Linked DNA regions of Mus musculus: region 1 is linked to region 2. The links are chromatin contacts, found by POLR2A ChIA-PET in ENCODE. All regions are on one chromosome and are shown on one strand. The core of a region is the stretch at or near the end of the contact, and the rest is flanking DNA. Distances in the headings are between cores, read along the strand shown.

Region 1 (3,419 bases), core at 826-3,325, 250 kb after region 2:
TTAATTTTTGGGTGGACAGTGAAACAATATTACATAGATCTGTCAGTTATTTGAAATATGTAGGGCTGGTGAGATGGCTCAGTGGGTAAGAGCACCCGACTGCTCTTCCGAAGGTCCGGAGTTCAAATCCCAGCAACCACATGGTGGCTCACAACCATCCATAACGAGATCTGACTCCTTCTTCTGGAGTGTCTGAAGACAGCTACAGTGTACTTACATATAATAAATAAATAAATAAATAAATCTTAAAAAAAAAGAATAAGTTTATTTAAAAAAAAAAGGGGGGGGGGCTGGTGAGATGGCTCAGTGGGTAAGGGCACCCGACTGCTCTTCCGAAGGTCCGAAGTTCAAATCTCAGCAACCACATGGTGGCTCACAACCACCCGTAATGAGATCTGATGCCCTCTTCTGGTGTATCTGAAGACAACTACAGTGTACTTACATATAATAAATAAATAAATCTTAAAAAAAAAAAGAAATATGTATCACTTGTGGGTGAAGAGTATGTGTGTGTGTGGGGGGGGCGGGGGTTGAGGTAAACCTATGCTTTGTTAAATTTTGTATGACCCTAAAACTGCTCTAAGAACAAGGGCTAATGAAAATGGCAGTTTGTAATGTTTTAATGCTCTCCTGTCTGGTCACCCAGAGTGACGCTGCACTGCCATTTCTAATTGGTGGTTTCTAATTCCAACAGGATCCAAGGACATCTTTTTTGTTTGTTTTTTGTTTTCTTCGAGACAGGGTTTATCTGTATAGCCCAGGCTGTCCTGGAACTCACTTTGTAGACCAGACTGGCCTTGAACTCAGAAATCCACCTGCCTCTGCCTCTCTGCCTCTCTGCCTCTCTGCCTCTCTGCCTCTCTGCCTCTCTGCCTCTCTGCCTCTCTGCCTCTCTGCCTCTCTGCCTCTCTGCCTCTCTGCCTCTCTGCCTCTGCCTACCTTCCGAGTGCTGGGATTAAAGGCTTGCGCCACCATGCCCCGCTGATCCAAGGACGCTTATAGAGTCAGTGGGTGTGTGTGCGCGTGCGCATGGGTGCAAAGATTTGGCTTTATTTGGAAAGCACTATTTTCCACTGAGAGAAGGACATGCCTGGCATGCCCTGCTCCCCTGACATGTTTATTAAACCGAAGGAACAGTGGCTAACCCACGCAGGACCAGAGGGTGAACTGTAGAATACTTGAGAAGACATTCTAAATAAGACGGTCTTAGAGAAAGAAGGCGTAATGATGAATCATAAGAGTAAGTTGTCGATGTTTTCACTTTCTGCAAGTTGTGCGGACTTGGAGACATGGGTTAGAGTCTGTGTTATATTTCCCAACCTTCAAGACTGCAAGAGGTCCTCCACTGTCTGGTGGCCTCAGCAAAGCCTTCCCGACAGAGTGGTGGTGTCTAACAGTTTTCTTCTGCAGGGAAGCTCTTTAAACAACTCAAGAAAAGCTCTTTAAGCAACTCAAAATAGCTTCAGGAAGTCCCCGAAACGGATCAGATTCTTTAGGCTCCTCTCTGCCAGAATAAACGATAAAAGCTGAGAGACCTTCTCAGATGGAAGGACGCTAAACTGAGGATTCTGAGTTGGGGAAAAAGCTACAAAGTCGACTCTGAGGCCAGACCAGCTACCTGGAGGCAGCAGAAACCAGCTGAGCTGCCTGGAAAGGTGTAGACCAACTGAGGCACCTGGAAAGGACTCATTGCAACCTGTTGAGCTGCTTGTAGGCTGTGCAGTGTTTCAGGTTCCCAGCTTTTGTGAGTTGTCACTCATGCTGGGGTGAGCCTTGGTTTTTCAGCTAAGTCATTTCTGCTCTTGTTAAGTAAACCCTCACCCATATGCCTGCAAGTAATCCCAATAGTAGTTCACCAAGTTGGACTTGGGTGGTCTCGGTATTTTGATTTGTCGTGTTGAGTATCCCCTGGAAAAATTTTGTCACACAAGAAGTGGTGGTTAGCACGGTGCCTGTCAGACTGTGCTCTTGCTTCGCAGCTGACAAAAGGCGACATCGCTCTATCCTCCAAAGCTCCTGAGCCAGGAGAACCCCGCACAGAATGGATCGTGCCTTCTCCGCACCGACGTAGCTTGTGGCACCAGACGCGTCGGGGCGGTTCAGGTGCTGCCACAGGCTCCGCCCCTGCCCGTCCTGCCCAATACGCTCCGCCCCGCCGTTAGGTTTCGCCCCACAGGTCCCGCCCCTTCCGCTGCCGGAGCCCGGAACGTGCGCGTACCCAGACGCCTTGCGGGAGCGAGCGCGTTTCGGAGCCCACGGCCCGACGAACCCCGGGTGAGACCCGCGGACTCTGCTGAGGTGAGGGCGGGCCCAGGCGTCGGGTTTGGTGGGTGCCGGGGGAAGGGGAGAAGCGGGGAGAAAGGGAGAAGCGGGGCGTTGCCGTGGGCACGCGGCGGGCCCCACGCGTGGCGTGCGGCTGCCGGGTGGGCGAGGGTTAGGGGGAGGACGTGTGGGGGAGGGGCGGGCCGCGGCGCGCTGCGCGCAGGTGGGGCTGGCGACGTGGGGCTGCGGTCCGAGGTCCTTGCTTGCTGGTTGCTCGCGAGGGTCTAGAGGGTGGGCTAGCCCAGGTGCAGAGAAGAGGCCTTCCTGGTCTAGCGAAGCAGCCCGGGACACCCCCAACACTTAGAAATCGGCAGCTTCCGGGGTTCCGGCTCGCTAGCAGCGCCCCTGTTTTTGTATTTTGAGTTCTTGTGCAGAATAAGTGGCAAGGCAGCGGTTGTCGCTAGATAATTATGTGTAGCTTAATCAACCGCCGGTATTGGAAGCAGCTTCTGAGTGAGTTGTGTACATTGTGCACCTGTCAGATGAGGTAACTGGCTTTGCACGCTGTCTATGCCACTTACGCTAAGAGGAGTTTATTCTAAGCATCAGGTTGCCTCTGTCTGTCGGTCTGCCTGCCGGCCTTCCTTCCTTTCTTTTTTTCTTTCTTTTTTTTAAGTTTTGTTACGTGCAGGTGTCTTGCTCCTTTCTCACTTTCACTCAGTTATTTAGGCGCTACATGCGTGCAGGATGTCCTCAATTCTCTGTGTGCTGACGATGAGCGCGCACAGTTACCTGGGGACCACACAGCTGTGTCCATGTAACACTCGCCGTATCTTTCCTTGATCTGAAATACTGTCAGAACGTGAAATCATTTTGCAGAAAAGAGCTTCCATTCTAGGTATATTACAGACTTACCCATTATCATTTGAGAACTTGGGAAGTGGGAAGGATCTTCACTGTTAATGTAAGCTCACTTAGCTGGAGATTCCCTTTAAGATCCTAAGAGAAAAGAAAGGTAGGAAGGGCCTGGTCCAACTCCTCCTTAACTACAGGTAAGGAGCCTGACACCTGGTGAGGTAAGATGTCACAGATAGTGACGGCCCCAGGGTAGAATCTGGTTGCTCTTCCCACTTTTGTGGGCTTGTTGGTCTGTTTGT
Region 2 (3,570 bases), core at 66-2,565:
ACCGAAAATGAGAGAAAAACAGATGAAGGTCAAACACCAAGCGGCAGGCTACCTGCGGAGGAGGCACGAGTTCCAAGCAGGCAATTACTAAGGACTCGCAAACACCCCAATCACAGAAAGAAGGAGAAGGCGGCAGCAGGTGGCATCTCACTGCAGGGCAGAAGCACAGGTTGCGGGGACTCTGTTACAAGGGGTGAGAAGTGAAGTCCCAGCTCACGGTCCCCCGAGATCTGGTCTTCTCCAAGTCAGCAGAGAAGGAGTGCATGAAAAAGCGGCGGAAGGGGAGGCTCGGCTCCAGGAAACTGCCTCTGCCAGAGCAACAAGCCTCGCTCACCAGCCTCTAGCTGCGGTTCAGAAAAAAGCCTGGCCGCTAGTCCCACCAGAGCACGGCGCCACCACTACCCCACGACCCGTGTGTGTCTTTCAGGATAACTAACGCCCTCCCCCACTGTGTGCAGCAAAGTGAAATGCTTCTGAGGTCTTTCAAGAGACTTCTCAGGCTTCTGCTTCCCGCTTACTAAAGGCTTCTTCCAGAAGGCTCAGGACACATGCTTCACCACTACCCAGACAGCCACCTTCTCAAGGGCTCCACACTCTGTGTGGACAAAGCTCTGCTCTGAGTTCAACCCTTACAAAAGATCCAAAGCGCCTTTGACCAGGAAGACTAAAACGAGTTTGTGCAGAGGCCAAGGACAGACAAGTCTCCAACTTGTCCTTGCCATAGCCCAGGTCACCCACTCGGAGCACTGATTGATAGCCCAGAGCAATGGTGACCCCCACGGAGATCCTGCCAGCCCCAACCCCGACGCCTCCGGGCCCTACGGCTTCCCACCTCCTCAGTGCCCAGCGCGAGGCAGGTCTGGGACCGAGGTCCGACCGGCCCCGCCCTGCCACCAGCGGCCAGGCACCCACCGAACAGGAAATTCCACCTGTGCGCCCGAGCTCCGGCCACCCACGAGCCGTAGAGCGGAGCTCGGGCGAAACCGAGGGCCCCGCGCAGGCGACGCTGCGCGCGGATCAGAACTGTGGACGCCCGACCCCGGGTCCCCAGCCCTCGCCCACCTCTAGCCGGGAGTTGTACTTGAGTCCCGCGCCGAAGTCCTGAGAGCCCCCTCCGGCCTTGCGGCCCCGATTGCTACCCATGGTTTTGGCGGTCCGATCGCCGGTCTCAGACGCGTGGTCCCTCCGGGCAGCCGTCTACCATGGCCCGCGGGGTGTTGGGGACACGAGGGACGAGGGGGACGAGGTGAGGCACGGGCCAAGTTCCGGGGCAGGCCCAGCGCGCCCGGCCCGCGGCGGAGGCTCCAGTTCTCATCCTTCCTCCCAGCTCAGGTAGTTTCAGGGTGTGGCCTCCAGGGTCGCCCCGCCCCTCCAGCCAGCCAGCACCGGCGCCCGCACACCTGTTGCGGCCGGTCCCGCCTTCCGCCACGCCCCCAGGAAGCTCTTTCCCTCCCGCCAGAACCCCGAAAAGGAGCACCACAGAGTTCTGGCTCTTTCTTCCTCTTTGTCACGGGTGGCTCTTTCTCCTGGAGCACAGCCCTTCAGTCCGGTCCTTTGATACTGGCCATCTCTCCACCATCTTTAATACAATTTTAATCTCTCTCCCGTGGATCTTTCCCTACAATCAATCATGTTACCAGATGCCTGTGTCTCCGTTATTGTCCCTTCAAAACCGTAGCCAGCTGTTGTTAAGACCAGGCCTTCCTCCTGTGTCATGTCCCCTCCTGGGGACAGTAGCAGCCTCTTCTTCGCTGTCAGAGCCACTGACAGTGGCCTGTGCCCAGAGAAATGATTGCAGGTCCCCAGAGTCTTTCTCCAACTATTTGCAGCATCAGATACTGACTGCACATCCCGTCTTGAAAAGCGTCTTTTCTGTATTTTCGTAATCCTTTCTGACCTCTAGACTAGATCGCTAGTCAACCTCCTCCCTTTTTTCTACACTCCCTTCCTTTAATTTGTTGTTATTGTTGTCGTTGTTTATTTGCGTGTTTGAGAACAACTTGCGAGATACTTGGTCTCTCCTTGCACCTTGTGGGTTCTAGGGATGGAGAATCATCAGGCTGGGCAGTAAGAGCCCTTACTGGCTCAGTCATCCTGCAGGACCCACACTTTCCTTCTTTAAGGATACGTGCCTTCCCAGCACAGGCACCAAAGGTGTTCCCCACCTGGGTATTTCTCTGCTGATATTCTGCAGTCTTGATTAGTGAACCAAAACTCCTGAGCTCATAGTATGTGCTGTCCTAGCTCTTGGGAAACAAGAATGAGCAAAATGAAATTTTGCTCCTTTGAACTCCTACTTTGAAATTAACAAGCCCCAAGTTTCTACCTAGAACCCAGCCCTTCTTAAAATAACATAAATCTCTATGAGTCTGTGTCCCACAGCAGCTACAGCAAGCAGAGCCCCCTGCTGATGTATTCTGGAGATAAGTGATGTAACAACTCTGGTGATATTAGACCAAAGAGAGTCTACTGACACAGACTCGTCCTCCCTGTGAGCCAGGACTGGGTCTTTCTGTCTCTCTATCATTGCACTACTGTGTCTCACTGACCGGAGTCTTCCAAGTCTAAGTTATGTGAGTGTGATGCACAGGGAAATAAATTTGCCACTATACTGCATGCAAAGAATTCCAAAGCCAAATGGAGCATATTGAAAAATAACTCCCTGCTTTGGATTACCACTGGCACAAACACCCTTTAATTAGTGAATGACTGAAAGTTAGCCTGATTCGAGGCAGCAAAGACTAGAAGGGACTTGTGGCTCTGGACCTGCTATTCTGTTGAGAAAAGAATGACTCATTTTCTTTCTCAACTTCCTGCAGTTCCATCCTTTATCTCAGAAAGCTAAATGTGTATCTCGTCTGTGAGAGGCACCCATCTGGTCATTTGAGTGCAGGCAATGCCACAAATCTGTCGTAAGTCCAGCAGAAGAGTCACCCTCCTGTGCTATGCACACCCTATGTGCATGCCTAGGACATCCCTATGACCAACAACCGGACAAAGTAAACTTTATGCTAACATCTTAAATCTGTTTGGTTTAATCGTTATAAAGTATATATAAGGCAGGTGTGGTGGCAAACACACGGGCCAGCCTGATCTACATAGCAAACCCTGCCTCAATAAAGAAAGAACAATATACATGATATTAAGTACTTTTGTCTCTAAATTGTCAACAAAGAACCCCAAGAGTAGCCAGTTTAAAAACCCAAAACCTGAGATGATGCTCAATGGTAGAGTAAGTCTCATATGGTATTCATGCACTTGATATCCAGCATGACACACACACACACACACACACTCATGGCACGCACACATGCATATAGTCTTCAGTCCTTCTCATCTCTCACTGTACAAGGCTAACTCAGAACCAAATGAGCCAGCCTTGACCACATGCCTCCCTCACTGCACAACCATGCCCCTCCCTGGGCTAGACCAGCTTAGTCCAAAGCTGCTATAACTCTCTTCCTGGACTTCTCAGAACACTCTGCCTGCTGGGAAAGTCGAGTTCACATTCATAAGACCTTTCTCCAACTCACTCATGTCCTTGAGGCAAGTCACTCAGAAGGTGAGCAT

What was found. ChIA-PET counts read pairs that join two places held with the same protein, here RNA polymerase II (POLR2A).
Region 1: POLR2A ChIA-PET joins it to region 2 with 16 read pairs in embryonic stem cell. The contact joins the promoter of 1700023A20Rik here to the promoter of St14 in region 2. POLR2A ChIA-PET finds 5 or more read pairs at or near these places in 2 of 5 experiments (Patski and embryonic stem cell).

The regions. Positions count from the first base shown.
Region 1 is chr9:31,383,973-31,387,391 of GRCm38, forward strand. 1700023A20Rik (RIKEN cDNA 1700023A20 gene) reads right to left here and starts at 2,076. Exons shown (of 1, transcript NR_165167.1): 1 at 1,031-2,076. It overlaps Nfrkb (nuclear factor related to kappa B binding protein), which reads left to right and starts at 2,220. Exons shown (of 26, transcript NM_172766.3): 1 at 2,220-2,298.
Region 2 is chr9:31,130,484-31,134,053 of GRCm38, forward strand. It overlaps St14 (suppression of tumorigenicity 14 (colon carcinoma)), which reads right to left and starts at 1,316. Exons shown (of 19, transcript NM_011176.4): 1 at 1,063-1,316. The coding sequence starts at 1,143.